Linked DNA regions of Homo sapiens: region 2 is linked to region 1. The links are chromatin loops, found by intact Hi-C in ENCODE. Cell type or tissue: PC-9. All regions are shown on one strand. Each heading gives the region's core, and the rest is flanking DNA. Links, peaks and the distances in the headings are about the cores only.

The links. A loop is a pair of places that touch in the nucleus more often than their neighbours do. Peaks named below come from ENCODE experiments on the same cell type or tissue, not always from the same donor. Only the 100,000 strongest peaks of a DNase experiment are listed, where the experiment ranks them.
Region 2: a loop joins it to region 1, with 14 times the contacts of the local background. A loop is called at or near these places in 3 of 110 quality-filtered maps.

Annotation. Positions count from the first base shown.
Region 1 is chr11:102,933,388-102,949,658 of GRCh38, forward strand. It overlaps MMP13 (matrix metallopeptidase 13), which reads right to left. Exons shown (of 10, transcript NM_002427.4): 7 at 15,638-15,771; 8 at 14,504-14,663; 9 at 12,259-12,362; 10 at 9,608-10,979. The coding sequence ends at 10,879. Among named protein-coding and RNA genes, the nearest start is that of MMP13, 14 kb to the right of the region's middle. In PC-9, for the core only: CTCF peaks have their summits at 7,779 (motif pointing left) and 7,984; a DNase peak (open chromatin) is centred at 7,784.
Region 2 is chr11:102,864,585-102,880,855 of GRCh38, forward strand. MMP12 (matrix metallopeptidase 12) reads right to left here and starts at 10,398. Exons shown (of 10, transcript NM_002426.6): 1 at 10,252-10,398; 2 at 8,281-8,528; 3 at 7,220-7,368; 4 at 7,010-7,135; 5 at 3,324-3,485; 6 at 2,686-2,809; 7 at 1,731-1,864; 8 at 1,192-1,351. The coding sequence starts at 10,353. It overlaps LOC124902741 (a long non-coding RNA gene), which reads left to right. Exons shown (of 3, transcript XR_007062868.1): 3 at 614-1,815. It also overlaps the pseudogene BOLA3P1. In PC-9, for the core only: no CTCF peak of the experiment used is centred there; no DNase peak of the experiment used is centred there.

The sequences.
Region 1 (16,271 bases), core at 3,511-11,510:
TTCCTGTTTCCTAAGCCACCATATTCCCATGCCAATAATCACCATTAGTGTGGATAGTTCAGTAGTTGGCTAAAAGGTCGAATGGTCTTCACAAAGGGCAGAAGGATCTTCTGATTCCACCACCCATCGAGGAAGGACCCTCTGTTTGTCCAGAACCAAATGAAGGGAGGCAAGACTTATTAGTTGCAAATAAAAAAAACCATGATTCATGTTTTTAGTTTTAATTCTAGATTTTTTTTTGAATTTTTAAAACAGAACTTTATGTCCTCAAAAATACACAGTAGATATACGAACACTTAATTATTTGACTAAACTGAGAAGTGGCCCTGAGGTTGTACAGACAGAGGAAGTACTTGAGGACCACTGCTGTAAACCTGAAAGAATGACTTCAGATACTGGTGTTGAGGGTGAGGTTTGTGTGTGATTTCGTGAGACCTCTCACCCATACCTCTACCACACATGACCCACTTTTACCGCCATCTTCAGGATTGAGGAAGTAGCAGCTATGACTTACTGAGCACTTGCTATGTGCCAAGGAGTCTGCTAAGTGCTGTAGATCCATTCTTTCAGTTTAGTGCATAGTTCTAGAGGTAGAATGGCTGGGTTCAAATCCCAGTTCTTCCACATACTGGTTGTGTGACCTAGGGCAAGTCTCTTCACCTCTCTGTGCTTTCTTCCTCACTCATAAGAACAAAAATAGAACTTTTGTGACAATAAGTTAATTAATGTATGTGAAGCATGTAAACATCCCTGGCACATAGAAAAGTATACATGTTTGTTACTATTATCAGCCATATTTTAGAAACTGAGACTTGGAGGGGCTACTTAGTTTCTTCAGTGTTTCACATCATTCTTCTGGGAGCAGGTTAAGAACTGCCTTGAGGCTGATTTACATAATGTTTTATAGATAATTTATTGTCTGTATTATCACATTGGCTCCAATTTCTTTACTGCAGCCACCCAGGACCATCCTCATCATCAAACCAATACTCCTGGCTAGGTGTGGTGGCTCACACCTGTAATCTCAGCACTTTGGGAGGCTGAGGCGGGTGGATCACTTGAGCTCAGGAGTTCAAGACAAACCTGACCAAAATGGTGAAACCCCATTTCTACTAAAAAGACAAAAATTAGCCGGTCACAGTGGCATGCGCCTGTAGTCCCAGCTACTCGGGAGGCTGAGGCAGGAGAATGCTTGAACCTGGAAGGCGGAGGTTGCAGTGAGCCGAGATCGCGCCACTGCACTCCAGCGTGGGTGACAGAGCAAGACTCCATCCCCACCCCCAAAAAATAAAAATAAAGAATAAAGAATAAAAAAATAAAATCCAATACTCCTGAAGGTGGAGACTTCAGATTCCAACAGCTTTGTGTTTTCCTCCAACAACTCCTCCACGTTCCTCATTTTGAAAGGAAATAGAAGTGTTGGTAGGCTGGAGTGGTGAAAAGGGCAAAGGAGCAGGACTGTTGTCGAGAGGTCTGGGGTAGATTTAGAATACAGTGAGACAAAAGGAGGCTATTAGATTTAGAAAAGGTGACAGCGCCACCCTGTATTTGGGCCTGCTTTGCTCTCCCCAGGCTGCAGTTCTCTGCAGGTTCAGGGATGTGCCTTCAGATGCCTGTACCCACCCATTTCCTATACTGTCCCTTTCTGTAGCTACGGGTAGCTACTGAGCACTGGAAATGTGGCTGGTCAGAATTCAGATATGCTGTTAAGGATGAAACACACACCAGATTTTGAAGACTTTATGTGAGAAACAGGAGGTAAAACCATCTTTTTAAAAAATCTTCATTAGCTGAGCATGGTGGCTCACGCCTGTAATCCCGGGACTTTGGGAGGCCAAGGCAGGTGGATCACCTGAGGTCAGGAGTTCGAGGCCAGCCTGGCCAACATGGTGAAACCCCATCTCTACTAAAAATACAAAAATTAGCTGGGTGTGATAGTGCACACCTGTAATCCCAGCTATTCAGGAGGCTGAGGCAGAAGAATCGCTTGAACCCAGGAGGTGGAGGTTGCAGTGAGCCGAGATCATGCCACTGTACTCCAGCCTGGGTGACAGAATGAGACTCTGTCTCAAAAAAAAAAAAAAGATAAAATATATCATTTAAGTTCATTTTACCTATTCCTTTTTACTGCTTTTAATGTGGTCACTAGAAAATGTAGACTTCTGCATGTGACTTGTGCTATAGTTCTCTTAGACAGGGCTGCTCTAGACCACAGGTCCCCTGAATTTCCTACTTCCAACGCCTCAGTGGGCCTCTTCCACAGGCTCATTCTCCCAAGGGTGGAACCCCTCAATGATGTGCACACCCCTAGTGGTGGCCAATGGACTACCGGGTCAGCAGATGTGGAGGGACCTATAGGTGGCATGTCCATACCCTTGCACCTAAAGTCCCTTGCAATGCAGAGCAAAGCCAGGGATCGGAAGAGAAGAACCAGCCCAGAGGAGGGGCCTCATAAGTGTCAGGGACAGACCTGGACTCTGGTAAAGGTGGCCTTGAGGAGGTCAAAGAACATGTATTGTTGCAGGAGATGACAGTGAGGGAGCTGGAAGAATAAAGGTTGGGATTGGCATTTATTCTGACAATGTCTCAAGCAACGCTATAGGGTGTGCACTCATGTGAGTGGGGGTGCAGGTCTTTGCAGTTGACAGCTATTTTTGGGGTGGGGGAAGAGCGAGATGGAGTCTCGCTCTTGTCAGCCAGGCTGGAGTACAATGACATGATCTCAGCTCACTGCAACCTCTGCCTCCTTGGTTCAAGTGATTCTCCTGCCTCAGCCTCCTGAGCAGCTGGGATTACAGGTGCCACCATCATTCCCAGCTTATTTTTGTATTTTTATTAGAGACAGGGTTTCTACTAAACCCATGTTGGCCAGACTGGTCTCAAACTCCTGCAGGCAATCCACCTGCCTCAGCCTTTCAAATGTCTGGGATTATAGGCATGAACCACCATGCCCGGCTGACAGCTATTTTCTTTCTGAAGAAAGAAGTCAACTTTATGGCTAAAGGCAAAAGGGAGAGGAAAACTATAAGCTGTGTGAAATAGTGTAAAATGTAAGATTGTTGTATGTATTTGTCTCAATATTTATGTCTTCACTAAAGGCAGAGGCCAGCCTCTCATCCATAAATAGTGGGACACAACCTCTGGCAGGAACCAGAACTTGAGCCCCTCACGTCAACCAAACGGAAAGAAGGTAGGCACAATAGCAGGTGCCTGTAGTCCCAACTACTCAAGAGACTGAGGGCAGGAGGTTTGCTTGAGCCCAGGTGTTCGAGGCTGTAGCGCATAATGATTGCATCTGTGAATAGCCATGACACTCTAGCCTGGGCAACATAGCAAGATTCCTGTCTGTAAAAAAAAAGTATCCACTGGGAAAAGAGTATTTAAAAAGCAGAGACTCTAATATCCCACATCTATAAGGAACATAAACCAATTTACAAGCAAAAACCAAACAACCCCATTAAAAGGTGAGCAAAGAACACAAACACTTTTGAAAAGAAGACATGTATGCAGGCAAGAAGTATATGAAAATAGCTCAATATCACTAATCATTAGAGAAATGCAAATCAAACCACAGTGAGATACCATCTCACATCAGTAAGAATGGCTATCAGCAAAATGTCAGAAAATAACAGATGCTGGCAAGGTTGTGGAGAAAAGGAAACACTTATACACTGTGGGTGGGAGTGCGAATTCATTCAACCATTGTGGAAAGCAGTTTGGCAATTCTCAGAGAATTAAAAACAGAACTACCGTTTGACCCCAAAATCTCATTACTGGGTATATACCCAAATGAATATAAATCATTCTACCACAAAGACAAAGGCACACATTATGTTCATTGCAGCACCAGTCACTATTGCAAAGACATGAAATCAACCTAAATGCCCAGCAGTGGTAGATTGGATAAAGAAAATGTGGTACGTATACACCGTGGAATACTATGCAGCCATAAAAAAGAACAAACTCATGTCCTTTGCAGGAATATGGTTGGAGTTGGAGGCCATTATCCTTAGCAAATGAACGAACACAGGAACCAAAAAACAAATACCATATGTTCTCCTTATAAGTGGGAGCTAAATGATGAGAACACACGGACACAAAAAGGGGAACAACAGACACTGGGGCCTACTTGAGGGAGGAGGGTGGGAGGAGGGAGAGGATCAGAAAAGGTAACTGTTGGGTACTAAGCTTAGTACCCAGGTGACTAAATAATCTGAACAAACCCCCGTGAGACAAGTTTACCTATACAACAAACCTGCACATGTACCCTTGAATCTAAGATAAGAGTTAAAAATAAAATAAAAATAAAAAGCCGAGACTCTGGCATAGAGGATAATGGAGAGATCCAGTTTTCTATGCTGTAGCAAAAGTGGGGACTCAGTCTTGGGGAAAACACAGAAACCCAGTTTTCAAAACTAGATACAAAGTCAAAGTTGTTCTGGCAAGGATTTTTCATTGAGCTGCAGACACCTGAGTTTCAACTCCCTCAATCTCTTTTGACTAAGGTCAGTCATGGTCAAGCAGCCTCAGCAGTGGGGAGAAGATGGTCAGCAAAGGCTGAGCATCCAAGATAATATAGAGACATCAGCTCAGCTTCCCTTGACTCTGGGACATGGATGCCATCAGGCTAGTGGTATCATTCCAGTAGAATTACATTTCATGCCCCCTGATAGACAATCTGTGCCCTGGCCTGTGGAAGAGAGTAGAGGAGTTAACAAGATAGAAGGAGAAAAGTGGATGATGTTTGTGGCCTAGTCTTCAGCATTATTGTATGCTCTTGAAAGGATCATTTCCTCTCTCTTGGCCCCAGATTTTTATTTGTAAACTGAAGGAATTGAAATCAGATGATCTAATACGTTTCTCTAAATTTTTGTATCTTATGTAAACACAGGACACACAATATTGCCATATTTCTCTAGTCCCCAAAGCTGCCCCATTGAAAGATTTCAGGAAATGTTTTAAAAGTAAATACCAAGTAGAAGCATATTTCATATACAGAGTGTACAGTGCATTTCTCATAAAATAGCTCTGAGCCCTTAATTCATATTCCAGTTAATCCCACATAATGCCTGGGTAATTTTTGTTGCCAAGTATCTGACTTCCATTACGATGACTGCAAAATATTGCCCATTATTTCACTTCCTTGAGATTCTGCTTCCTTAACCTGTATCTTATCTTGCTGTTATTCAAACCATAAAACAATTTAGATGTTTCCTATGAAATTAGGAATGCAAGTATTTAGGAGATATCTTATTTATTAAGGGATAAAGCCTTATAAATGGGTTCAGAAAAGGATGTGGCTGGAGGCACAGTTGATGCTGTGTCCCAGCCCTCTGCTCAGCTCACAATACTCAGAACTAGAGTTGGCCAAAAACTGAGCCAGCACTAGTGTACACATTGTACCCCATGTGCTCAGAAACACAACTCAGACTTCTTTTTCCTTGCGTTGTTTTGGAAGCAAATCCACAAGGCCCTGAGCACTCACTGAGCCGAGGCACGAGCTGGCCAAAGGATACAACCCAGAAAGGCAGATGCTCTTAACTCCAGAATACAACACTCCTTTTTAGATAGAATTGGAAGGGCCTCATGAATGGTTTTGCTTGTGACCTGTACAGGCTTTTAGTGCCCAGTCTAATAAAGGAAAGAGAAGATTGTCCAGAAAAGGAAGGCTATTGGTATATGTAACCATTTTAAAACAAGTAAACAAAAAATAAATAAACCTTTTTAGTTGCTAATTTTACATATTTTTGGCGCAAGAGATGGGACACAGATAAGCACAAAAGATGGAACACAGATAAGGATGCTTGTGCAATGTCCTTTAATCCTGCATAAATTATGAAAAAAGAGTGTCACTATCTTCACTTATAAAAAACTGTAAGGCATAACAGGTGGATTTGGATAGTAAGTCCAGTTTCATTGCAATCAAAATTTAAGAGACAGAATTCTCTCAATATCGTGTACGTACAATTGTTCCTTGCCCAGTTGATGTGTGATGACGTTATTGAATGAGTAATTCTAGAGTGGGTTACAATGAATTTTGCATATACTTGTATGTGTTTCTCCATGTGTGTACAACTCAGATAGCATTTATGCAATAGAATTTTACCTATTCGGGCTCATGTATGAAAGAGAAATTTTCCTTCTCACAGAACCTAATTTTAGGGTATAGTTTTGTTACAGGAAAGGGGTCCCGATCCAGACCCCAAGAGAGGGTCCTTGGATCTCACGCAAGAAAGAATTCAGGGTGAGTCTGCAGTGCAAAGTAAAAGCAAGTTTATTAAGAAAGTAAAGGAATAAAAGAATGGCTACTCCATAGAGCAGTCCCAAGGGCTTCTGGTTGCCCATTTATATGGTTATTTCTTGCTGATATGCTAAACAAGGGGTGGATTATTCATGCCTCCCCTTTTTAGACCACATAGGGTAACTTCCTGATGTTGCCATGGCATTTGTAAACTGTCACGGCGCTGGTGGGAGTGTAGCAGTGAGGATGACCAGAGGTCACTCTCATCGCCATTTTGGTTTTGGTGGGTTTTAGCCAGCTCCTTTACTGCAATCTGTTTTATCAGCAAGGTCTTTATGACCTGTATTTTGTGCCGACCTCCTATCTCATCCTGTGACGTAGAAGACCTTAACGGTCTGGGAATGCAGCCCAGTAGATTTCAGCGTTGTTTTACCCAGCTCCTATTTAAGATGGAGTTGCTCTGGTTCACACACCTCTGGCAGTTTTGGCAATTCAGGTCAATTAAGACATCATGATAAACTCTTACAAAAATGGCCATGCTGTTGCTATAAACTCAGCACATTTTTTATTTTCCAGAGATCATTATTAGCTGCAGTTCAATCTGAGTGTCTTGTAAGCAGTGAGGTAGAACAAAATCAAGGAGTCTTAAATCAGCATTTCGCATACTTCAATATACCAGGCAGATAAAAGTCCAAAAAATTAGAAAAACTAAACCATGTGAGAAAGAAACTTCGGAAACTGTAAAGCCTTTCTTCCTCTAAACTCGCCATTGTCCTCAGGTAATAAGCAATTGTTCACTTTTTTGGTTGGTAATCTCAACCTCCCGGATTCAAGCGATTCTCCTGCCTCAGCCTCCCAAGTAGCTGGGATTACAGGTGCCCGCCACCACGCCTGGCTAATTTTTGTATTTTTAGTAGAGACGGGGTTTCACCATGTTGGTCAGGCTGGTCTCCAACTCCTGACCTCAGGTGATCCACCTGTCTCAGCCTCCAGAAGTGCTGGGATTACACGCGTGAGCCACCGTGCCCGGCCCACTTTTTTATTTAGAAAACAAAATTTATCATGCCTGGTAGTTTGGGTTTTCCTCCCTCTTGGTGCCAGAACAGTGCTGGTTTGTTTTCTCTTTGGAGTGCTGATTCTATTGGTTGTGTAGATTGTGCATTTTGTAGTTCACGTTGGAGTCTGTCACCCAGGGGCCTGAGATGACTCACAAGCCCTAGCTCTAAGGGGTGCATGCTTCAGGTCTTGGTGGCTTCATCAAGCCACCAAGTCAGGATGACACAGAATTCCGACTCACCTCTGAGAGATCAGTGAGGGGAACTCATATACAAAAACTAAGAAACCTGGAGCAAGCTGTTCTTGAATTCCATAGCTATTAAATCTTACTTGAAAGTCAGTAATGTAAAGTCAGGAGTTAAACAATCAGCGATGTGGCTAAGTTCCTCAACCTTATGTTAAAGAACAAAGCACTGGTTTTGTGACTTAATTGAATTCTCTGACCAGTTCAACCTTTTTAAAAAGGGTGTTGCTGGTGCCACCTAGTGGAAGTATTGTAAATCTCACAGCGTCGTGATGAATCCGTAAATCAAGGTATTTTCTGTGACCAGGGCTTAATCCACTCCTGTTGGCTCCGAGAAAACTGTGCGTGCAGAGAGCTGCACTTTTTTTTCTAAACGGGAAGTGAGTTAAACTTGGTAGCTTTTATGGTGGCTATCTTTCTGTTATATATGTTTTCGTGTTTTTATTCTGACATGAGGATATGGAAATCCAGGACAATATTTTTGCTTTAATACAAAAGTTCTCCCAGGATAATTCCAAGAGCAAAATTTGTTACACCAATATAAGATCTTGTCAGTTTCTCCTATTCCAAATACAAGTATGCTATTGGTTCACTTTGAGGAGTTTTTCAAACCTTTTACCCTTATTATCTGATGAAGAGGCCATTACTAGCTACAATTCAATTTTAAGGCAGTGCATTTGCCTAGTACATTAGCTCTAGGTAAATGCACTCTCACTTTAATTTGTGAATATAATATTACTTCTCATAAAACATTCATTTGGTCTTCTCAACCCCATTCGTGAATATCTATACAAACTGGCTATCTGTATTTTACCTGTAACCTATTTCATAGAAGATTCTATTAGGACCATCTGCTCAGTTCATAATCAGCTCTCTTTAATGCTACCCCTATCACCAGTGGTAAACTCCAAATAGACATTTGCTATAATTTGAATTCGATGCTTTGGTTACTGTGGAAGGACACTCATCAAGGTAACACCAATTGGATTTGGAATTTTGAATTGAGACTGGAGTAAAGGTGGAAGTCAGGAAACAATCTTGACTATATATATTTTCTATATACCTTTATGTATATCTTTATATCTATATATCTTTATGTATATCTGTCTGTCTGTCTGTCTATCCATGAGAGAGAAGTATCATGAAAGAAAATGGTTAAACATAGGGAAAATGTTTCTGAAATCAAGTGAAACATCTTTTCTATTTTTGTTTGTTTATTTTTTGAGACGGGGTCTCACTCTATCACCCAGGATGGAGTGCAGTGGTGTAAGCATAGCTAACTGCAGCCTCAACCTCCTGGGCTCAGGTGATCCTCTTGCCTCAGCCTACTGAGTAGCTGGGACCTGGCTTCTTCTCCTTCTCCTTCTTCTTCGACTAGGTCTTGCTCTGTCACCCAGGCTGGAGTGCAGTGGTGTGATCACATTTCACTGCAGCCTTGACCTCTCCCTGCCTCGTGTAGTCCTCCCACCTTAGCCTCCCTAGTAGCTGAGACTACAGGCACATACCACCACCCCCAGCTAATTTGTTTTTTTTTTGTTTTGTTTTGTTTTGTTTTTGTAGAGACTGTGTTTCACCATGGTGCCCAGGCTGATCTTGAAATCCTGGGCCCAAACAATTGGTCTCCCAAAGTGCTGGGAGTGCAAACATGAGCCACTGAACCTGGCCTAAACATCTTTTCTTAAAAAGAAAAAAAAAGAAGGGTCCAGTGCAGTGGCCCACACCTGTAATCCCAGGACTTTGGGAAGCTGAGGCAGGCAGATCACCTGAGATCAGGAATTCAAGACTACCTGGCCAATATGGTGAAACCCCATCTCTATTAAAAATACAAAAACTAGCCGGGCATGGTGGCGCTCACCTGTAATCCCAGCTACTTGGGAGGCTGAGGCAGGAGAATTGCCTGAACTCGGGAAGTGGAGGTTGCAGTGAGCTGGAATCACACCACTGCATTCAAGCCTGGGCAACTGAGAGAGACTCTGTCTCCAAAAATAAAAATATTGGCAATGAACCCTCTTTGGGTGAGGAAAGATTGAAATTATACCTAAAGACAATGTACCATATAGCAATTGTCTGTTGAAAATATATTTTTATTATAAACAACATAAACACTTCCTAATACACTTTGCAAATATGCATTTCATTTTCTTTGCCTGAGTTTTTATCAACAGTGTCTCTGAGCACAATAGTTCTTCCCTTGATGGCCGATCATATATTCAATAAGTGCCAAGCACCCTCCCCAAGTATCAATAGGCACTGTGGGAAGTGCTGGGGGATTTTTTTAAATGCAGAGAAAAAAAGGCATCCTTCCATATCTCAAGGGATCACAATCTAGTAGACTGCTTTAAAAAAAAATTTGGATGTCTCTTTTTTAATATACATACTTCCACTTTATAAGATATATTTTATTTCATGCTATACAAGTCTTTAGAAAATAGCCTATATATCCAAGACAAACTGGACAATTAAATAATTAGCTAGGTAAAATAGGGTTAAAATGCAACTTTTAGTCTTAAATAATCAAATAATTTATGAAAAAGGGATGCCATGGCCTTAGACTATTTTGATAACAATTTTAACTTTGTAATGTGTGACTTCTGAAGAACCTGAAATATTTTAATAAAAAGACATCATCCTTCTTTATCCTTTATAATATGCAAAGGAATATTTGTCTTATATGAGAGCAGACTTTGAGTCATTGCCAAAAGTGAAAATTAAACAGAATTCAAAGGCCACATCTACTATTCTTACCACTGCTCTTTTGTCTCCTGTCTTTAATGACTTTGATATTTCGTTAGTGTCTGTGTGAAGAAGGGCACATACATCTGAATATCCTCAGTGCAAAATGAAAATTATTTATTTGGAAGTTACAGTCTATTATTACAGACATTTTCCTTTGGTTTATTTCTTTTATGTATGGCTCTCCCAAATTTCCATTTTCATACTATTTTATACTTTTTAGTAAGAATGATTTATTCATTATATGCATGTATTTACTTTATGCCCTTGTAAAATTTCCTTATAAATATATTTTTAAATTATGCTCTCATTGACAGACCATGTGTCCCATTTGTGGTGTGGGAAGTATCATCAACCATTGCTTTTGTACAGCAACAAGAATCAGATGCTCTTTAGAGATCCTCCATTTCATTACTCTAACATTCTTCAATGTGGTTCCAGCCACGCATAGTCATATAGATACTACATATTCAAAGATAACTTACTGAAGCTTGTTCACAGAACCAAGCTTTCTCCTGATAGCTCTTCTTCCCCTACCCCGCACTTCTGGAAGTATTACCCCAAATGCTCTTCAGGATTTAAATAACAATTTTTAAAAAGACACTTAACACCACAAAATGGAATTTGCTGGCATGACGCGAACAATACGGTTACTCCAGATGCTGTATTCAAACTGTATGGGTCCGTTGAAAAAATAGATATAACCTATAAGAAAAAGCATAAAGACAATTTCAGAGTTTGAAAATAATAAGGTTTTAATCCAGTTAATATTAATGGTTCAATCTCTTAGATCCCATTTGTAGGAATTTCAAACTTTTTCTTTTTAAACTCTATTAGTTCTTTAATAGTTGTTCCTTTTTAAATTTTTTATTTTTTTATTTTTATTTTTTAGTTGTTCTTTTAAGGTGTGAATCCTCCTACACAGTTTTGCTACTTGGATTATCGATTTTTGTGTGCGTATATGAGACAGAGTCTCACTCTGTCATCCAGGCTAGAGTGCAGTGGCAGTGATCTTGGCTCACTGCAACCTCTGACTCCTAAGTTCAAGTGATTCTCCTGCCTCAGCCTCCTGACTAGCTGGGATTACAGGTGCATGCCACCACTCCCAGCTTTTTTTTTTTTTTTTTTTTTGGATTTTTAGTAGAGATGGGGTTTCGCCATGTTGGTCAGGCTGGTCTTGAACTCCTGACCTCAAGTGATCCGCCCACCTCAGCTTCCCAAAGTGCTCAGATTGCAGGCATGAGCCACCGCACCCAGCCTATTTGTTATAAGTTATCAATAATATCTCTTTTCATAGTTAAAGGAGGTCGGTGAGGTCAGGCCTGTAATCTGAGCACTTTGGGAGGCCGAGGCGGGTGAATCGCTTGAGGCCAGGAGTTCAAGACCAGCCTAGCCAACATGGCGAAACTCCATCTCTACTAAAAATGCAAAAATCAGCCAGGCATGGTGGCAGGCACCTGTAATCCCAGCTACTCCAGAGGCTGAGGCAGGAGAATCTCTTGAACCCAGGAGGCGGAGGTTGCAGCGAGCTCAGATTGCGACAATGAACTCCAGCCTGGGTGACAGAGTGAGACTCTGTCAAAAAAAAAAAAAAAGGTTGAGAACATAATTAAAGTAAAAAGTCACTATATAGTTAAGGTAGTTATGAGTCTTTATATATAAATTACTTCCCACTCCACAGCCAGTTTGAATTCTGGCAATATCCTTGCATTTTGGCATCTTTAAGCATAGATTAAGGTAATGTTGAAGGTTTAGCATCTCGTATTTATAGAATTAGCAATCATTAAGTAAAATTCTTATTTATTCTAACCATGTTTTTTTTGGTTTGCTGTCTTTGTAGGTAGTCACACAGGAACAATTAATTCCTTAACTGCCATACATTTATTAACACATCTAGGTCCTATATAAAAATGCTTTGTACAGAAAAGAGTTTTGAGGGGCTACAGAAGCTCCTCTTTAAAGTCAGTGCAATGTAACTACTTACCATTTTTCTCATAGACAGCATCTACTTTATCACCAATTCCTGGGAAGTCTTCTTCTATTAGTCTCGGATAGTCTTTATCCATAATATGGTTAGTATCATCATATCTATTTAAAGAAAAAAAACTCCTAAGTCAGTTATATTTCTTAGAAAGTACCTTAGAAATAATACAATAGATACAATGGCATCTTTCAAAATTGACAAGAATTTTAAAATTTTCAGTCCATTTAAAGCATCTGGTAGCTTTTTAAAATTAGGAATGAGAATACTGAGTGTACAGTGGATGCTTGACGAGTATTTGTTGACTTGCCCAAAGGCCATCTTTTTAAAGAGAGTTACAAGCTCATTTCCATTTCACAAATGATATATCTGTTATAAAAGTATGTCATTAGGAACATGTTCTTAAGCATGAAATAAATGCATGTTTGTGCATAGAACAATTAGCTGTTGATCTCTCACTATGTGTAAGACAACTTGCACTTACTTGCACTTACTTAGTGTACAGTAATGGCTACAAAAATATTTAAGGTTTAATTTCTGTACTAAAAAGTTGTAGGGGCATATGGTAATACTAAAGGTAGGAAGGGAAGCATAGCTTTCCCCCTCCATAACTGCATATTTCAAGCTCCTTCTCCCCTGCCCACAGCCACACCCTAACCAGGCAAACATATCCTAAAATTAACCTAGGAAAACAGGCTCCCATAAGGTGCCACTACTGTTACTGATGAGAGCTTTTTGAATATCTTGGAGGTATGTTCCAACAAGTAAAAGATAAGAACCACTAAACTACCAATAAAGCTAAGGCATGTGTATACACATAACTGCAACGCCAGGCAATAGAAGTCAAGCATGAGAGAGTAATCATGAAATGTCATGGGAGTACAGGAAGCCGGGCAATAACCCCTGAATGGGGAAATCAAAAGAGGCTTTGTAGATGAAAAGATATTTCGAATGAACTTTAAACAATGGATAGAATTTCAAGAGGGAGAGATGCAGGGAAGGATCTTCTGGCAAAAAAAAATTGCCTAAGAGAAGCTTAAGGGGATATAAAAAACAGCATATCTGAGATGCAGTAAGCAATTAATCCTGACTGAACAATATACTTCTTATGGAGGTAGGGAATGAAATGCGGTACCTGGTAGAAGCTGGCAGTGATTTCTAGAATGTTGTAAATGTCATTGTCAGAAATAAGTCAAAAGGCAAAGATGATATATACAGGTATGTGCGTGTGTGCGGGTATGCATGTGTGTGTGTGAGACTGTGTGTATGTAGAGATGGAGGAAAGTTTCCACTTTAAACATTTAGAATGTAGGGTACTGATGAGATATTCCCATTCCCAAATATAGACTTGAATCTGGACTCTTAAATGTTGTTGATGTCAATGCTGCCTAAATCTTTACATGTGTTTTAAACATTCCAGCTTCACTCGCCCTTCAGAAAGTTTCACTTTATAAACTATGGGCCTGTCAGCTTCCTGGTCAACCTCTCCAGTGGATCAGCTAACTCTGCAGATAGGAGGGCCTTCTCTAAACCAATCTTTTCCTGTACTCATGCTGGTATCCTCTTTGGCCACGGAAGATGGAGCTACATGTAAATTAGGAGAAAGTGACAAGAAAGAGAATACAGGAGAAAGATTAGAAAGAGAAGGTGCCAATTGGGTGTGGTGGCTCACGACTGTAATTCCACCATTTTGGGAGGCTGAGGCAGGTGGATTGCTGGAAGCCAGGAGCCTGACCAGTGTGGCAAAACCCCGTCTCTACTAAAAATACAAAAATTAGTTGGGTGTAGTGGCACATGCCTGTAATCCCAGCTTCTTGGGAGACTGAGACACAAGACATGAGAATTGCTTCAATACAGGAGGCAGAGGTTACAGTGAGCCAAGATCATGCCACTACACTCAAGCCTGGATAACAGAGCAAGACTCAGTCTCAAAAAAAAAGAAAGAAAGAGGGGGTGCCAAAGATGGTTGAGAGGCACAACAAATGGCTAAGAAAAGAATGTTTGAGAAGAGGAATGTTTGAGTATTGTGTGTGTGTGTGTGTGTGTGTGTGTGTGTGTGTGTGTTCAAGAGAGCTTGAGACTTTTAAATACATGTCTGAGGGTCTGCCTGAAAGAGCTGACATGGAATGAAAATGAATGACTAGTATGACATTTACAATAGTGTGTAGGAATAATGTATAGTAGTGACAGATGTTTGAGGCACTTTGCGGCTATGACACAGATGGGTCAGTACCTACTGCTGCCATACCTCCAGACCTGGTTTCCTGAGAACAGGAGAGTCTTGCCTGTATCCTCAAAGTGAACAGCTGCACTTATCTTCTTAACTTCTTTTGGAAGACCCAGTTCAGATATTTTTTTGGGATAACCTTCCAGAATGTCATAACCATTAAGAGCCCAAAATTTTCTACCTGGAATGAGTGAAATAACAGTTCTATTATCCAAGGGAATCTATTAGGACTTACATATATAGACATGTGCTTAAAGACAGGCCCACTTTTACATTGAGAAATATTAATAAAATATTTAGTATTTACAGTCATCATGTTTATGAAACATAAAAATATAAGCATTCTTGAAACAAAAAAATAAAATTTAGGATCTTAACTTCCCAATTATGAATATAGCTAATCAAATATCACAGTTAACTTGGCAATTTATTAGCTCTGAATATTAAGTTTAAAGCTAGGTGGAAAAAATACATTAAAATTTGTACATGAACAAACAACACAGTAGGAAGAGTAAATTAGACTGAAAACTCAAACGTTACACCAGTTTGAAAGTTATTTTATTCTCTAAAAAGTAGCTTTATTATAACATTAATATTATAAATAGTTGAACAATACAAACAGTGTCAGCAGGAAGTTATGTAATCATTTTAAATTATGGTCATAAAGATAAAGTAGCAATTTGGAAATTGGTCATAATTTTATGTCAAGGAAAGCAGTAGAATATAAAAATGTATCTATACTATGAAAATAAATATGTAAAAATTTGTATTACATAATGAAAATGAGCAAATGAAATAAACTGAGTTTTCAGAAGGAAGAATGATTCATAATATTTTTTCCACTTTTTCAGAATATATTGGTATAATGTTTTCTCAATAAACAATTTTTAAGCAGAACTAAGAGAAAAAACTGACATGATTCATATGAAAGAAAGAGTGGATATGACAAGACTAATAATGTAGACCTTTTATATGTTCAATTTGGAGATTCATGGTAGAATGGTTTCAGGTACTTTCTGGCTTCCATTTTTTTAATACTTGGTCTTTAATTTAGGTATATTTTCAGTAGTGATCATTTTACTGAATCTCTAGTGGCATCAAATTCAGCACTGCCTCCCCTGGTCTTGTGTGAGGACTCCTCTGTGGAAAGCTTACCTCTGAAGATGAAGATGAGGTCATGAGAAGGGTGCTCATATGCAGCATCAATACGGTTGGGAAGTTCTGGCCAAAATGATTTCGTTAAAAACAGCTCCGCATCAACCTGCTGAGGATGCAGGCGCCAGAAGAATCTAACACAAAAGTAAAATGGAGTTTTCTGTCACATTTTTAAATGCAATATTTCTATCCTGCTAGTCACCTCTCTCCACATCAACACAGACAAGTTAGATACAACCAATACCTCCCACCTGTGAAGGGAAAAAAAATTCCATTACCCTTTAAGCGCCAGTGACAAGTTGTGCTATCCTAACTAGCGTAAGGTATTCAACTTTGAAATCTCACAGAGCCTGTGTGAGGTCTCTGAGTTCTTTGCAGGTTGAAACAGTCTTGCTCAATTTTGGGTATCTTGCCAGGGGCAAGCAAATGTGCCAGGCATTGTGTTGGCCTCCAGAGAGAAGATATGAGTTATATGAACTATGTCTTCCATGGTCTCATGGCCTGGGAAAACATACATGAGAAACACCCCCCGCCCCACGAGTACAATGTAATTAGAGTTATAACAGAGGGGATAAACATGCTATTGGATCACAGATGAGGGATCAATGAATGAATGAATAAACAAGCATACTGG
Region 2 (16,271 bases), core at 5,567-13,566, 67 kb before region 1:
TTCAAAGCTATTCACTGAGACAAAAATACCCATTTCCCCCAAGAAGATAATAAACAGGTCAAGGGGCTAAGAGCCAGGGAACCAAAGGGTTTTATACACACGTTTGAGAGAAATTGAAAATAAACACTTTTGTTTCCAGGCTGTATGGTCATATCCTGGTTTCTCTCTTAAATTCTCTTTTACCAGCAAGTGAAAAGAGCTTTGTGTCTCTCTAGACTTCCAAGTGGCAACTGAATCTAACTGTTATCTTGTGTTTATCAATTTGGTTCTCTAAGTATTTATGGCTTGCTTAGCACTCTCTCAATGGCCTTTCAGGGAAAAATCCTGGGCCAAGTAGGAGTGGAAAACTAAACAGAAACACTGTTCAGAGTTGAAATGCCAATGTTCATAATAACAGGCTACAGCAAACTACACCCATTTGTGAGCTCTTTGGAAAGTGTTATTTGCTAAAATCAAGTTTTGTTTCTCAAACAGAGCTAAGGGCTGGTGGACAAATTCAAGTCATAAGCATCCGGTATTCAATTGGAATTAGATATTGTGTTTTAAATGCTTAAGAATAAATAACAGTTGTAAATGTAAGCTTAACATATATGTTATGTCTCATGTCAACCAGGCAAGCAATCTAGGAAATGACTGGCTTACTCAGAAGAAGGAATACAGAATCCTCTCCTCCTTCAAAATGTAGACAATTGAGACAACAGAGACAGACACTCAAATGAGCTCCTATCCTCACTTGACCATATGACTTTCTTTTAAGGAAGATCTTGCAGGACCTCCTGACCTCCTGTCATTTAGAGGATGGTTGTCTCATTTTGTCTTTTGAATCCAGTGATTACAGAAAGGAATCTGGAAATCCATAACCCTCGAAACTGACTGTAGATTAAATACTTGGTCTTGTACATCTATGACACTATTTTCCAATGTGTTTCCACTATGATTAATAAGATGACATTTTATTTAGAGTGTTTTTTTAAAAAAAAACACACATTATCTACTATTTCATATATCAGAAACCAAAAACACAAAGAACTAAGTTGACAATAACTATTTCAGTCCTATATTCTCTTAATCTCTCTCCCTGGAAGGTCAAGGAGCTTTGGGAATTTGCGCAGAAAATGTGCCTTCTAGAAAGCCTCATTCCATATCTGTTTCACAATCTGAGGGGTCGAATGACCAACCATTAAAACTCACCTCCAATACTGGTTATCTACAAAGAAGTAGGTCCTATAAAAACGTGGGTTAAAAACAGCTGCATCAATTTTTTTCACAAAGTTAGGAAAACCAAAAGAATGTATGCTCTTGGGATAATTTGGCTCTGGTCTTAAATTGCTAATTAACCAGTATTTGTCATCTGTGAAGACAAAGAAATAGGGTAAATTTGAATTATACAGGAAGAGTAATAAGAAAATATTGATTTACTATAAACAACATAATTCCTTTCCAACAGTTATAATATTTATTGCTTATTGATCTTAAACATAGTCTCTTTTCTATGGTTCCCATGGTTTTTTTTCACAAGTATTACTATTTTGTAGTTTACAAACTTTTCCCAGAAGTTGTATATATTACTTAGGTATTTAGGCTATTTTAGTTTACACTTCAGAGCGAGCCACTATTAATAAAATCAAGAGTGCTTTCTTGGTCTATATCTATTAAAAAGTAGTAGTCTCTTCTCAATTTATTCTCTTCCTTGAAGTAAACTCAATGGCAAAACTAAAGATTAGAATTACCTTTAAAAAGAAAAACTTGATTTCTGGCTTCAATTTCATAAGCAGCTTCAATGCCAGATGGCAAGGTTGGCCATAAGGAAGAAATTAAATTAACACTGGTCTTTGGTCTCTCAGAAACCTTCAGCCAGAAGAACCTGACATGAAAGACATTTGACACATGTTAAAAGACAATGTAGACTCAAGAACCATGGCATGTGAATGGGAGGGAACTGTGAAAAGACCCAATATTTCTTTCCATTGTCTTCACATTCTGTTCCATGGATGTCTGATGTTCATGGATCCACAAGAAAAGGATATCAATCAACTCTTTGATAATAACAATGACTTTAACAAGCAATCTGGTATACAGAAATACCCTGGAGCTTGGAATCCAGGGATCTAAGCTTCTGGTTCGACCCTACAATTCACTCACCAGTTTTGTAACCTCAAGGAAGTCACTATCCTCAAGTGTATCAGTCTTATAATCTCAAAAATGGGAAATATTTGTCCTACTTGACAAATGTTAGTCTTCCCAACTGCCCCTCCTTACCACCAACATCTGCTTCAGTCTGTGTTCTAAGAAAGAAACCATAAGTTATCCTGGAATTCTCTCCTCCATAACCAGGAAATCAAGTCTCTTGCATAGGTACTGTTTTACAGTCTTGGTTTCAGACTTCACCATTTTTATCTATGATTAAAATAGTCTGGCTTCTGTTTCTTATCTTCTAAATCCCCATCCCAGATTCCTACTGCAAATCGTTTTTTACACACCAGTTTTCTAGTTAAAACACAAATGTAATTACACCTGTCTCCTGCTTCAAAACCTTTAAGATCTCCTCACTGCCTACAGAATCGAGTCCAAGTTCCTGCTTACAAGTTTCATCTACTTCATTTTCAATTATTTTCCACTGTTTTCTGACAAAAAAAATTTAAAGGCAGAAACTTTAATATTGGTTAGATATGAAAATGATCCTACCTGTCTTTGAAGAAAAAGATCTTATTTCCCACGGTAGTGACAGCATCAAAACTCAAATTGGGGTCACAGAGAGCTGGTTCTGAATTGTCAGGATTTGGCAAGCGTTGGTTCTCTTTTGGGTCTCCTGAAAATACATTTCGAGAAGCATTAGTAAACAAAATCTGCATTGTAGTTCAGAGGAGGAACAGTTATGTTTTAAATACTCAATTTTCTTAATGAACATTGCATCAAAATCATTTTAAGCTTTCTATAACATTCACAGGAAGTATAAAGTAAGGTTTTTTTTCCACATGGTTGCAATATCATGGAGGAAGAAAATCTGATTATCTTTACTTTCCTTTTCCAGTTATAATAGATTGTTTAATGTGTGGGCCTTCATCAGTAAGGCAATGGTATCTTGGATAGAAAGAACACCAGACTTGAGGCCTCTGGTTCTGCCTCTGGCTCTGACGTTAACATACTAGGTCTCTTGTCCTCATCTGTATAATGAAGATAATACCTGTGTCACCTGCCACACAGGGTTCTTATGCGGCTTAAAAAAAGACAGATATTAACGTTTTATCCAAATATAGATATTGTTAGACTATTCATAAAAGCGAGTATCTTTATATGGCAAAATGATAAAGAATTCAACTCACCATACAGGGACTGAATGCCACGTATGTCATCAGCAGAGAGGCGAAATGTGTTGATGTCAACATATTTGTAGGTGGGGAACATTACGGCCTTTGGATCACTAGAATGGCCAAGACCTAAGGAATGGCCAATCTCGTGAACAGCAGTGAGGAACAAGTTTGTGCCTAAGAAGAAACCAACCAAAAGACAGCTGTGAAATGCATTATCATCTTGGACAAGAACACAATATCTGACACAGTGAAAAAGAAAGATTTGAGAATCTTTTACTTATTTCTTTACCCTTTTGAGTTGGGTTTCTCAATCTCAGCACTTCTGACATTACAGTTCAGTAGTCTGGGCTGTTCTGTGCATTATAGTTGTTTAGAAATCTCAGGTTTTACCCCTAAATGCAAGTAGCAAATCCTTTTTAGTTTTGACAACCAAAAAATGTCTCCAGACATTGTCAGATATCTCCTTGGGGACAAAATTGCCTAGGGTTAGGGACCTCTGTACTAGTAGACAAATGAAATATATTCTGTTGTAAAAATTCCTAGAATAACTCACAGCTGCGTTCAACAGTTTTCATTGCTTCTAAATAATTCTCAACTCTCATGACTCAATTCTATTTTTAGTCTTCATGAAGCTTTACTAGATATAGAAAAAAATGTCTTTAGCAATCGTCTTTTCGTAAGCCCAAATATAAGGCTATCATTAAGTTTCAGGTACTGTGAGTCACTGAGAAATGTAACACATTATGTCTAATTCTCATACAAATGAAAGGAAGCCACTGTGCTCTCCATTACAGATGAGGAAACAGTATTTATAAGATTAAATCAAATTAAGTGCTTGAGCCAAGATTAATGTTTCTGCTTTTACTACACATGATTCTAAATAAAATTAAAGAGTCTATATGACTCAAGGAAAGAATATAAAAAACAAAAAAGAGAAAAAATAAATAATTCTTAAAAGAGTCTATACTTATAATTTAGACATATTTGGACTACCAAGTTACAGTGTTTTCTGTCTTTTTTTTGAGCCCCATTCAGACTTCACCATTTTTATCTATGATTAAAATAGTCTGGCTTTATATCTGGCTTTTCTTTTGAGTCCCATAAGAAATCCTTGTTCATTTTTGTGTTATGTCCTAGAGAATGCACCTTTGTAGGTAAGAGAAGAGAGAGGGGTATGTCCCTTCTCTCAAATTGCTCAATTTGCAGAATATTTGAAAATTCCTGACTAACATTCTTGTCCCCTAGTCCAATGCCTTCATTTTTGTCTTTTTCTATGACAAAATTGTAGTTCAGAAGAACTGACTTGCCCAGAGTCACACGTCACTTAGCTGCAGAGCCTGGCCTTGGAATACTCTCCCATACCCAAGTGCAAAGAGTCTACACCTCTCTCGGGGAGTGTCTAGACACAAATCAAGAATTTTCTGTATCATGGGTCCAGTAACCTTCCCAGCAAGACTGGGAAGAGTAAGCAAAGTTTTTACAATTTATCCTAAACCTGAACTATTCTCAATTCCTATAATATGCCTATGAGCCACCACCACTGATCCTCATCTGGAAATAATGGGTTTATGTTTGTATTCTGTTTCTCACTAGATTGCGTGCTCAGGGGTTGAATTGTGTACTTTTCATCTCTGTACTCAAGTAACCTCATCACCCAATACCATAATAGAATAGGTCAGCAAACATTGACCTATTTGTTTATTTGATTTACTGGGTAAAAGAAAACAGGCTGAGGCTGGATGCGGTGACTCACACCTATAATCCCAGCACTTTGGGAGACCAAGGCAGGCGGATCACCTGAGGTCAGGAGTTCGAGAGCAGCCTGGCCAACATGGTGAAACCCCGTCTCTGCCAAAAAAAAAAAAAAAATTAGCAGGGCGTGGTGGCCAGCACCTGTAATATAATCCCAGTTAGTCAGGAGGCTGAAGTAGGAGAATTGCTTGAACCCTGGAGGCGAAGGTTGCAGTGAGCTGAGATTGCACCACTGCACTCCAGCCTGGGCAACAGAGCAAGACTCCATCTCAAAAAAAGCAAATAACAGCAACAACAACAACAACAAAAACGGCTGAAAATAAGCATTTTAAGTTATAATTGTCATAAATAACTTCACTTTTTGAAAGCATTGAATCAATCCAATTAAAAAATAAGGCAATATGGACAGATAGAAAATACTGGGTTGAGAGGTAGGAATGCATATTCTGGCCCAGCTTTTCCACAAACTAGCCACTAACCTTCTCTTTGTCTTAATTTCCTCTACCTACAGAAAGCTGTATTAAATTACTCTTCTAAGGTCTATTAGAATTCCAAAACATTTTTTTGAGGCTAACTAGCACACATATCCCATTTTAGATGAAGGAATTACAATCCCCCAAATAACCTTGGATAAAATTTAGGCACATATAACATGTCTGGCTGAGGATTTGCAGTTTAGCAACTACCTAATCCTACATGATCTGTCTTTTGACAATACAAAAGTCCTCTTCTCTTCAAAAACTTTATAAGCCTTAGGCTATGTGTTAGACTAAAACAAATAGTCTTTCTGGTGGACATAGTATTTATAAAAGTATTGCCATCCAACTTGTGCAATATCAGCTAGAGAGGAGGATGCTGAGTAGAGAATATTATTGATGACTTTCTCCTCATTTACTTTCCACATGAGGGAGTCATAGAATCTAAAATTTCCAATAGAAAAATTAAGAAGGCTTCTGTCATGATGGTTAGGGTTTTCCCATGCTAGTGATTCCTCTAAATAACAGGGGAGTTTAATTAACCCCATGTCAACTATCTGAGGAGGATGGTAAGTTACAGTCCTTATGTAAATGCCCCCAAGGTATTAAATGTTCAGTTGGGCATTCTGAAATTTTTATCCCAAGACCACATGAAAGTACATGGCTGTATAATCTTGTGTTTCTCTATAGGGATGCTTAGATTCTCTGTAACTTTTTCTTTCTTGCTCACTATGAATCTAAGAAATTGTCAGCATATTATGAATCATACAGATGACCATCTTATCCTCTAATTGTTGGCACACACAGAATTAGTATGTGTTTGCTTTTGAGCTTATGGATTTCACTAGGTCAAAAACTTATCACCTAGGCTGCCTGCAATCTTAACACTTTGGGAGGCTGGGACAGGAGGATCTCGAGGCAACATAGCAAGATCCTGTCCCTATAAAAAATTAAAAAATTAGCCGGGTGGGTAGCGCACACCTGTGGTCCTAGCTACTAGGGAGGTTGAAGTGGGAGGTTTGCTTGAGCACAGGAGTTCCGGGCTGTAGTAAGTTAGCATCATGATACGTGATGCCAGCCTAAGTGACAGAGCAAGACCTTGTCTCAAAAAAAAAAACTTACCACCTAATTAACAGCTTTTACCTTTTCATATTATGCTTCTTAAGGTTCCTCTGAGCTTATGCTAATGAACTAGCTCATAGTTCATAGCATCCTCATAGATTGTTAGAGCTGATCTTCAAGATGATCTAGTTTAATATCCTCAATTTACAGAGAGTAAAATTGAGACCCATACGAAGTGTTAAATTTGATTTAGAGGCAAAATTATAATCAGAACAAGATTTTCCATCATATAATCATTTGTCAGAATGTAGTCTCTCGAAACCAGAATTTTGAATTTGTTAGGGTTTTTGTTGTTTTCCTTTCCTGTTTGCTTAGTTTTTTGTTTGTTTGTTTGTTTGTTTTGCCCACCTCCTGAATGTGTAGTCCAGAATTCGTCCTCATCGAAATGTGCATCCCCTCCAATGCCAGATCCAGGTCCAAAAGCATGGGCTAGGATTCCACCTTTGCCATCAAAAGCATGGAAGTCTCCATGAGCTTTTGGAAAAGGAAAGAAAATTAGTCCTTCTATACATCCTATAGATCATGCCAAATGACAAAGATGAAATACAAGTTCCCTACCTCCACGGGCAAAAACCACCAAAATGTCAGCCATGCCTGTGTTAATCTTGCTGAATTTCAAGGGGGTAACATTACTCCATACTTGGAAAGCTTTCCGGATTGCGTAGTCAACATCCTCACGGTTCATGTCAGGTGTGTAATTATTGATTCTTTATCAGCAAAAAGAGAGAGAAAAATGTATGGAAGGCAGTGTTATTTTGTCTTACCACAATACTTCATTTTTGCTAGCACAATTGGAAAATGGATCATTTCATAAATCAAGAGTCCAGATTTTAAAACTTGCTTCATTAACTACAGAAACATTTTTTCTTGGACAGCCTCCTCCTTAACCAAAATCTAACTTAATTTCTTCCTATTTAAAACTCACAGATCATCACTGTGAAGGATTTGCTTTCATAGAAGGTTATGCTTTTTGCTCCTGCTCCCAGGTTCTGCATTTATCCATCTTGACTACTCTATAAACTTCCCTGTCTCTTCTTTATAGTAAATTATCTTATTTATAGTAAATTTAGCTTCATTCTCCTTTTATTTGCAGATTTTTTTTTCTTTTTTTTTGAGATGGAGTCTCACTTTGTTACTTAGGCTGGAGTGCAGTGGCACGATCTCGGCTCACTGCAAGCTCCGCCTCCTGGGTTCACGCCATTCTCCTGCCTCAGCCTCCTGAGTAGCTGGGACTACAGGTGCGCGCCACCACGCCCAGCTAATTTTTTTGTGTGTTTAGTAAAGACGAGGTTTCACCATGTTGGCCAGGATGGTCTCCATCTCCTGACCTCGTGATCCACCCACCTTGGCCTCCCAAAGTGCTGGGATTACAGGCGTGAGCCACCGTGCCTGGCCTATTTGCAGCTTTTAAAATCTGCTTTGGACTGGCAAGCCAAACAATTCTCCCCTGAGTGAACAATTCTTCCTTCTAGAGAAAATGAATTTTAGCAGAGATAGCATTAACAATGGAGGGAGGTTACTTTATCTACTTCCAGATTTAGGGCTGTCTAACTGGTTCAGGTTAGAAGTCAGACCTATGGGAAAGTAGAAAAATACAGGGCGACATACACCAACGTTACCTGTAGGTGATATAATGTTTCCTCCATACGGGCCCCCCTGGCATTTCCCTGAAATGATGGACATCGGGGACTCCACATCGAGGTGCGTGCATCATCTCCAGGGTAGATGTGTCCAGTTGCCCGGTCACTTTCAGACCCAAGAAGTGCTGCATTTCTTGGATTTTTTCCTTCATTAAGTTTCCACTATATTTCATTTTTGTCACTGGAAGTTTGTTTATCTCAAGGCCATAAAATTTTTCTAAGTATCTCTGGAAAAAAAAATACATTCAGCAATGTGTAAGTACACACAGAAAATTTCTGTTGGGAGCTCCACATATATGACTCAATTGCACACTGATGCTTTTGGACCAGGAATTTTGCACATCTTACTCACAGGTTAGATTATTGTTTTTTGGACAATTAATTATAATCAGGAAAAAAAACCTTAATTTTTTGTGCTATCAAAGACATGTCAGCCAGGAGCAGTAGCTCAGGCCTGTAATCCCAGCATTTCGGGAGGCTGAGGCAGGAGGATTTCTTGAGCCCAGGAGTTCAAGACTAGCCTGGACAACATGGCGAAACCTCCTCTGTACAAAAAACACAAAAATTATCCCAGAGCGTTGGTGCATGCCTGTAGTCCCAGCTACTCAGGAGGCTGAGGTGAGAGGATCACTTGAGCTTGGGAGGTAGAAGCTGCAGTGAGCCGTGATTGTACCACTGCACTCCAGCCTGGATGACAGACACAGACCCTGTCTCAAAAAAAAGAAAAACAAAAACAAACAAAAAAACAAAGACATGTCATAAACTATTAGCTAGATTTATTCCCGGAATCCCAGTGGAAGTATCTTTTTTAAAACGTCATTTATTCATTTTTAAGACAGAGGAGTTTCTCTTGGTCACCCAGGCTGGCCACAGTGGTGCATACCGGTAATCCCAGCACTTTGAGAGGCCAGGGTGGAAGGATTGCTTGAGCCCCAGAGTTTGAGACCAGCCTGGGCAACAGGGTGAAACCCTGTCTCTACTAAAAATACAAAAATTAGCCAGGAGTGGTGGCACATGCCTGTAGTCCCAGCTACTTGGGAAGATGAGTCAGTAGGATCACCTGAACCCAGGAGACGGAGGTTGCAGTGAGCTAAGATGGTGCCACTGCACTGTAGCCTGGGTGTCAGAGTAAAACCCTGTCTCAAAAAAAAAAAAAAAAAGAAAAAGAAAAGAAAACAAAAGGATACATGAATTATTAATGTTATTAATATAAGTTGGGACACAAATTTCTTGCTTAAAAACTCAAAGCTAAACAAAATGGATAACTATGATAAATTCAATGTTAAAATCATCTTAGAAAATAGGGAGACCAAACTCTTTTAATTAAGGAAAAGAATTTAAGAATTGAAAAAAATCCATAAAGAATGCTATAAAGATGGGGCCTGGCATGGTGGCTCCCGCCTGTAATCCTATCACTTTGGGAGGCTGAGGCGGGGGATTGCTTGAGCCCAGAAGTTACAGACGAGCCTGGGCAACATAGTGGAACCCCATCTCCATAAAAAAGAAAAAGAAAAGCTGTAAAGATATAACTGAGATGACTGAGGGTAAAGGGAATATGCTTAAATTATCATGGCAGCCTGAAGTGGTTATATTAATCCTGCCATTGTTCAGATCTCAGATTATTAACTGGCATTTAATGATTAGTGTAAAATACCATAACAGAAGTGAACTCCAATTATATTGAATGGAAATTTCTTGGCCAAAGGTTTTTAGAAGAAGAAACAAGTTCACTTGCCAATTTCATAACAGTCCTTCAAAACCAATACCTCTTTTTTATATTCCTCTTTGACAAAGTAAAACTTAATACTGAAAGCAGACAGCCTCCTAGACCAATTTTCAGCTGATACGTAAAAGCAAACAAACAAACAAACAAACAAACAAACTGGTTAATGCAATTAAATCTTAAAGACAAACATCAAGCTCGATAAATACTGTAGTGTCCATACTTACTTCACCAAATAGCACATTATTTTTTTCCAGGCTTGTAGAGCTGTTCAGGGGAAGAGCTCCAGAAGCAGTGGCCTGCAGGAGCAGTATTAGAAGAAACTTCATTGTAAACTTCTAAACGGATCAATTCAGTTTACTGTGTTCCTTTCTAGCCTAAGTTCCTGAACTGTTCCTCTTTATATAGCCCTTAGTCCGGGTTCTGTGAATATGAATCCTATGAGTGACTCATAGTTGATATCATCCCTTGATCTATCTCAAAAACATGCAAACAAAAGCATGACTTTATTCAGACGACAATGGATCAATTAGCATCTAGTCCATCACTCAAGCAATTCAGAGTATGTACCTTCAAAATGATAAATAAGCCTCTACGTCCACCTATCCTACAAAATAAGCCCTTGTAAAAGAAATATCAAGCAACTAAAAGAGAAGGAGAACTTAAAATATATTTTCTTAAAGCCTGATATTCTTGATTTTCATTATAATACTTTCCTTATATTCATTATAGATAAAAAAAAGTTTTTAAAGTAAATGTTGAAAGATTAAATAAAATCCTTTTCCTGGAGTAAATGAGTGCTTTCTAAACGGAATCCAGCTCCCTAGAGAAATGTGATACAGAGATTTTACATGTAGCAAAAAAAAATTTGTAACATCGACTTCATTGTTTATTCCACGTGTTGTACCGGCTCAGATCCTGATTCTATAACTTAACATCTTCAGACATCTAAGCTGAAGCTCAGTCCCAACTGGGTACCTGGATAGATTCCAGAGACAAACTTTCCCTACATCCTAGATTGTCTAGCGTTGGTAGGATGTGGGTTAACTCTTTTCAACTTTAGCAGATGGGAAAAGTTTGCCTCTGGAATCTATCTGCCTATCACCTCAGCTTCTTTCCCTCTTGACCTAATTGTCCCATTGCACAGAATCTGTCTCTTACTCAATAGAGAATATTTAAGCACTAAAAACTTTTACAAGTCAGGGAATAAAATTCCAAAGGTAGAATTGCAAGCAGTGGTGCTGCGGTGTGAGGATAGATTCTACTCAACACCCCTTCAAATCACACCATAAGTTCGCTGCCTCCTGATTGTATGGGGACGGTCTGGATGGTGCGGTAGGGTGCACGTAAGAGTGTGTTAAGATTTAGCCATTGCTCTTACCCACCTCAGTGGCCTGGGAAACAGTCTGCTGGCTGCTTGAGTGAGGCTTAAAGAAAAGGAGAAAAATATAGAAAAAAATAATTTTCCAATTTAAAAATTATCTTGCCTCACTCTTGCAGAGAACTATGCAGATTCTTGCTGATCTGTTCTCCTCTCTCTAGCCATTGATTTGTTTTCTCTGTGTCTATCTAACCTACAAATACAGCTGGTTATTCTGCTGTGAGAATGTCACTTTTTAATGACACAAAGTTTAACAGACTTGCCTTCTGTGATCTAAATAGTATCTCTAAATCCAGATCACTTGGCTTTATAAATGTTTTCCAGAAAATTGTTATCAATCCTCTGGTGAGATGCCACATCAGACCAGGTGACACTGGTGTCATGGGTCACTTACTGATCTTGTGGTGTAGATTACAGGCTACTCCATTAAGATGTCCTTTCTCAATGGGGGCGATATCACCCCCAACTGGGTGAAAAATTGGTCATCAAAGGCAAAAATATATATTTTTGTGTATAAAAGACAGATATGCATACAGCACATGAGCAGATATACAATTTATGTCTGCTATTAAATTTGTATGGGGGGAAATCTTTAAAGTGTCTACAAAGCCTCTTTATCAGGAATAGTAATAAATGTTGAGAAACCCTGATCTATGTATTATAAAGGAAACAGAACTAAAATTTATGGAGAGGCTTTAACAGCTGCCAGCAGTTTCATGCACCATCTTATTTAATCCTCACAGTAGTCATTTATGGATGAGGAAACTGAACTTAACTTATCCAAAGCCACACAACTAGTAGGTGGCATAGCTGAGGTTTGAGGCCAAGTCTGTTTCCAAAGCCTTTCTGCTTCCATTAAACCAGGCTGCAAAGTCAAAGTCAGTTCAAAGATGCTTGAGTCATTCTCTCTGTCCCCAGATATTTACCTTGTTGTTGGAGAGTAAGAACAGGAAAATAATCAAATCACTAACAGCACATATGTATATGTCATCACATTGTCTCTACCTTATGATGTACACGTAGGACTAGATAATTTTTCTATGTGAACACAACTGCCTAAGATGGCTCCAAACATTATGCTCCTCAGAGGTGCTCTGGGCCAATTCCTGGGGAGCCCTAGCAGCTGAAGTCACCTTAGCAGCGGGGCACTGCTCAGGCCATGGCAGGGGAGGAGATGGCAGAAGTTTATCCTCCAGAGAACAGACCTTGAACTGCTACCACCCTTGGGAACCCAGATCCACCTACAATATTGCTAGGACTGTCTGCTTATTCCTGGCACCTGCAAGAGCAAAGGGGATAGCATGGCTTTAACTAAAAAGCAGGAAAGTATGTATCACAGTATTATTTTTGTAGTGTTTGCAGTAATAAGATACTCATAGAACTTGGAAGGGTGGCTTACAACTGTAGTCCCAGCTACTCAGGAGGCTGAGGTGGGAGGATCTCTTGGGCCTGGAGTTCGAGGCCAGCCTGGGCAACACAGCAAGACCCTGTCTTTAAAAAAAAAGATATTCATAAGAAGACCCAAATTTGAAAAAACATCAAAATGACAAAATGAAATGTGTTATAGCAACAAGTCAGGACAGGGTCAGGAGATCTCCCAGATGTCTCCTTAAGCAATTCACTTCCCTTTTCTGAATTTCCATTTCTTCATCCATAAAAGGAAAGGTGAACTAGCTGAAGTTTTCTTCCTCCATGGACAGACTCTTGGCGTGTGAAAGAGATTTCTTTGTATATCTTGGAAGAATTCTTCCCTTCTTGTCCTTGCTGATGACGTACTTAGATTTGCCTCTGGATTCCTGGGGATGATACCACAAATGACTTCAGGTGATTGTATCAGGGATATACCCTGGAATGTCCTGGTGTCTGGCTAAAGAAGGAAAAACATAATAGATGCTTTTGGAAGGTTGGTGCTACAAAATCTGCCTTATGATAAGGAAACTGCTCTCAGCACTTTCTCACGAGCAACTCTGAAGTCAGCTACTTTCTACACTTTCGTAAACGTGCTCTTCTTCACACAGAGCATTGACAATGATCCCTTGATTCTTGCTTTCCTCAGTGTGGCCCCTGGAAGCCATGTCTTTGCTGGGACCCCCAGCTTCCAGTCTGGGCCTATGTCAGAATCATCTCATAGCTCCTTTCTACCACAGGAGAGAGATCTGGGCAGATAGTTGATCTCCCTTCTCATTCCCTTTACCAACCTCTTTTAGAGGCTTACCTAAGAGTGCAGTAAAGGAAGATAGCAATCATTGACCCCTCAGTGTGTCAGGCCGTAGACTAAATACTTTTCCCTATTATTTAATGGAATTATTGTAACAACTCTTTTCCAGTAGCTACCATTATTATTCCAGTTTTACGAATGAAGAAATTAAGTGAGAAAGAGCTTGAAGTGATTGCCCAAGGTCATAAAATGTCAGAGCTAAGATTCCAAGGCAAGTCATCTTGAGCATAGCTTTATTAAGCAAGTCACTTGAGCATAGCTTTATCAAATCGAAGTGGAATTCTTTTTTGCCCAAAGTGGTCATCTTGACTCCACGACCTTAGTTTGTAACGACGTCAGTGTTCCATGGCTGCCCAAGGGGTCTTGATCGCCTCATACTTGACCTATCTGGGACACTTGGTGAGTCAAGGCCTAGAGAGAATCAAAATCTGAGTGCAATATCCTATTTTTATTTCCAGTGAGGACATGCTTTCACTTCTTTGTATCTTTAGCAGCTTTTTTTTCTGTATCTTACATCCTACAACTCTCTCAAGAGACTTCCCGCCAATCTTCCAAGAACAGGTTCCTTCCTGCTGTGGTTAAGGCCAGTTCTTGCTTTCAGTGAGTCTTGGGAACACATCCTCCCTGTAATGACTATTCCACAAGGGAAGTTCACTCCTGATGTCCTTTGGGCCCTATTGTCTTGCTAGATTCATTCATGCATGTTTACCGAGCACCTACTAACTTCAAGGTAGTTCTAGGCACCAGGAATACAGTGGTGGAGAACCAGAATCTCATCTGGCTGCAGACTTAGATGCACGATGTTTTCCTCTCGGGCTAAGGGGAAGAGAATAAATATTAGTGAGCAGCGATAGTATGTCCCAGTATTTATAATACATTGCCTCATTTAATCATCACTAAAGCATAAAGAGGCAAACGTTACTTATTTATTTTTTTAGAGATGAGGTCTCACTCTATTGCTGAGGCTGGAGTACAGTGGCACGATCATAGCTCACTACAACTCCTAGGCTCAAGTGATCCCCCCAACTCGGCCTCCAAGTAGCTGGAACTACAGGTGTGCATCAGCACAGGCAAAAGTTATTATCCTCATTTTTTAAAAAGATGGAGTTTCCCTCTGTTGCCCAGGCTGGAGTGCAGTGACGTGATCTCGGCTCACTGCAACCTCTGCCTCCCAGGTTCAAGCGATACTCCTGTCTCAGCCTCCTGAGTAGCCGGGATTACAGGTGCACACCACCACGCCCAGCTAACTTTTGTATTTTTAGTAGAGACGGGGTTTTACCATGTTGGCCAGGCTGGTCTTGAACTTCTGAGCTCAGGTAATCCACTCGCCTTGGCCTCCCAATGCTGGGATTACAGGTGTGAGCCACCGCACCCAGCCATTATCCTCATTTTCAAAGGAAACACCAGAGGGTCCTAGAGGTCAGATCACAGAACTTAAAAAAGGTAGGGTTTGCAGGTGGATGCCAGGGACTATGCAGAGGGCCTCTTTTTCTTCTACCTGAGAAGAGAATTATTCTCCTGGAGTCCCAGCCTCAGAGAAATGCTGGGGAGAAGCCACATTGCTTGCCTCGGCATTTATGACCCTGAGCACATTATTCACATTCTTACTTCTTTCCAAGAGCCTAAATCCACTAAAGTGAATACAGTTTAAGAAGAGAGTAATTTCTCCTGAAGTGAGTTAATACTGAGAGTGGTGGGAGAGTCCGTGGGTTCTGGGTGCCAGAAAGAACTGAGCCCCACTCTATGGCAGCGCTGCAAGGATGTGGTGAGACCACAGAAGGAATCATCACGGGATGCTGCAGGGAAGTGAGATGCAGGGCCTGGTGCCTCTAACTTCCCTGAAGCAAGCATGCCACAAAAGCAGCAGTGAGCAGAACTGAGAAGATATGCAGGCTGGGTGGACCAATAGGGAGGAGATGGAACTCCAGATGATTACGGCTGAATTTCCTTCCAGCCGAAAGGGATGGAGGCTCAGAATAGAAGTTAAATTTTTGGGAAGTGGCTGGGCATGGTGGCTTACTCTTGTAATCCGAACACTTTGGGAGGGAGAGGTGGGATGATTGCTTGAGGCCAGAAGTTCAAGACCAGCCTGGGCAACAAAGTGAGACCCTATCTTTATTTTTAAAAATGAAAATAAAATTTGGCCAGGTTTGGTGGCTAATGCCTATAATCCCAGCACTTTGGGAGGCCAAGGAGGGAGGATTGCTTGAGCCCAGGGGTTTGACACCAGCCTGAGCAACATAATGAGACTTTGTCTCTATTTAAAAGTGTAGATATCAGCCAGACATGGTGGCATGAAGCCCAGCCGCGGCAGCACCTCTGCTCTGCGGGATCCGCTATGTCCATAGGATATTTGCCTCCCAGAATGAAAGGGAGCTCAAAGTGACCCAAATTCTCAAAGAAAAGTTTCCTTGAGCTACAGTGATCAAAGTCACTGACATTTCAGGAGGTTGAAATTAAATAGAAATTTAATTGAATTAATTAATTTAAATTGAATTTAAAATGAAATTAAAATTGAATCAGAAGAATTTAAGCAGAAGAGAACTGTTCAGCAGTACCACATGGTTAATCAGGCACTAAAAGAAGAAATCAAAGGGATGCATGGATTACAGATATTTACCTCTGTCCCCAAACGCTGACCATGCCCT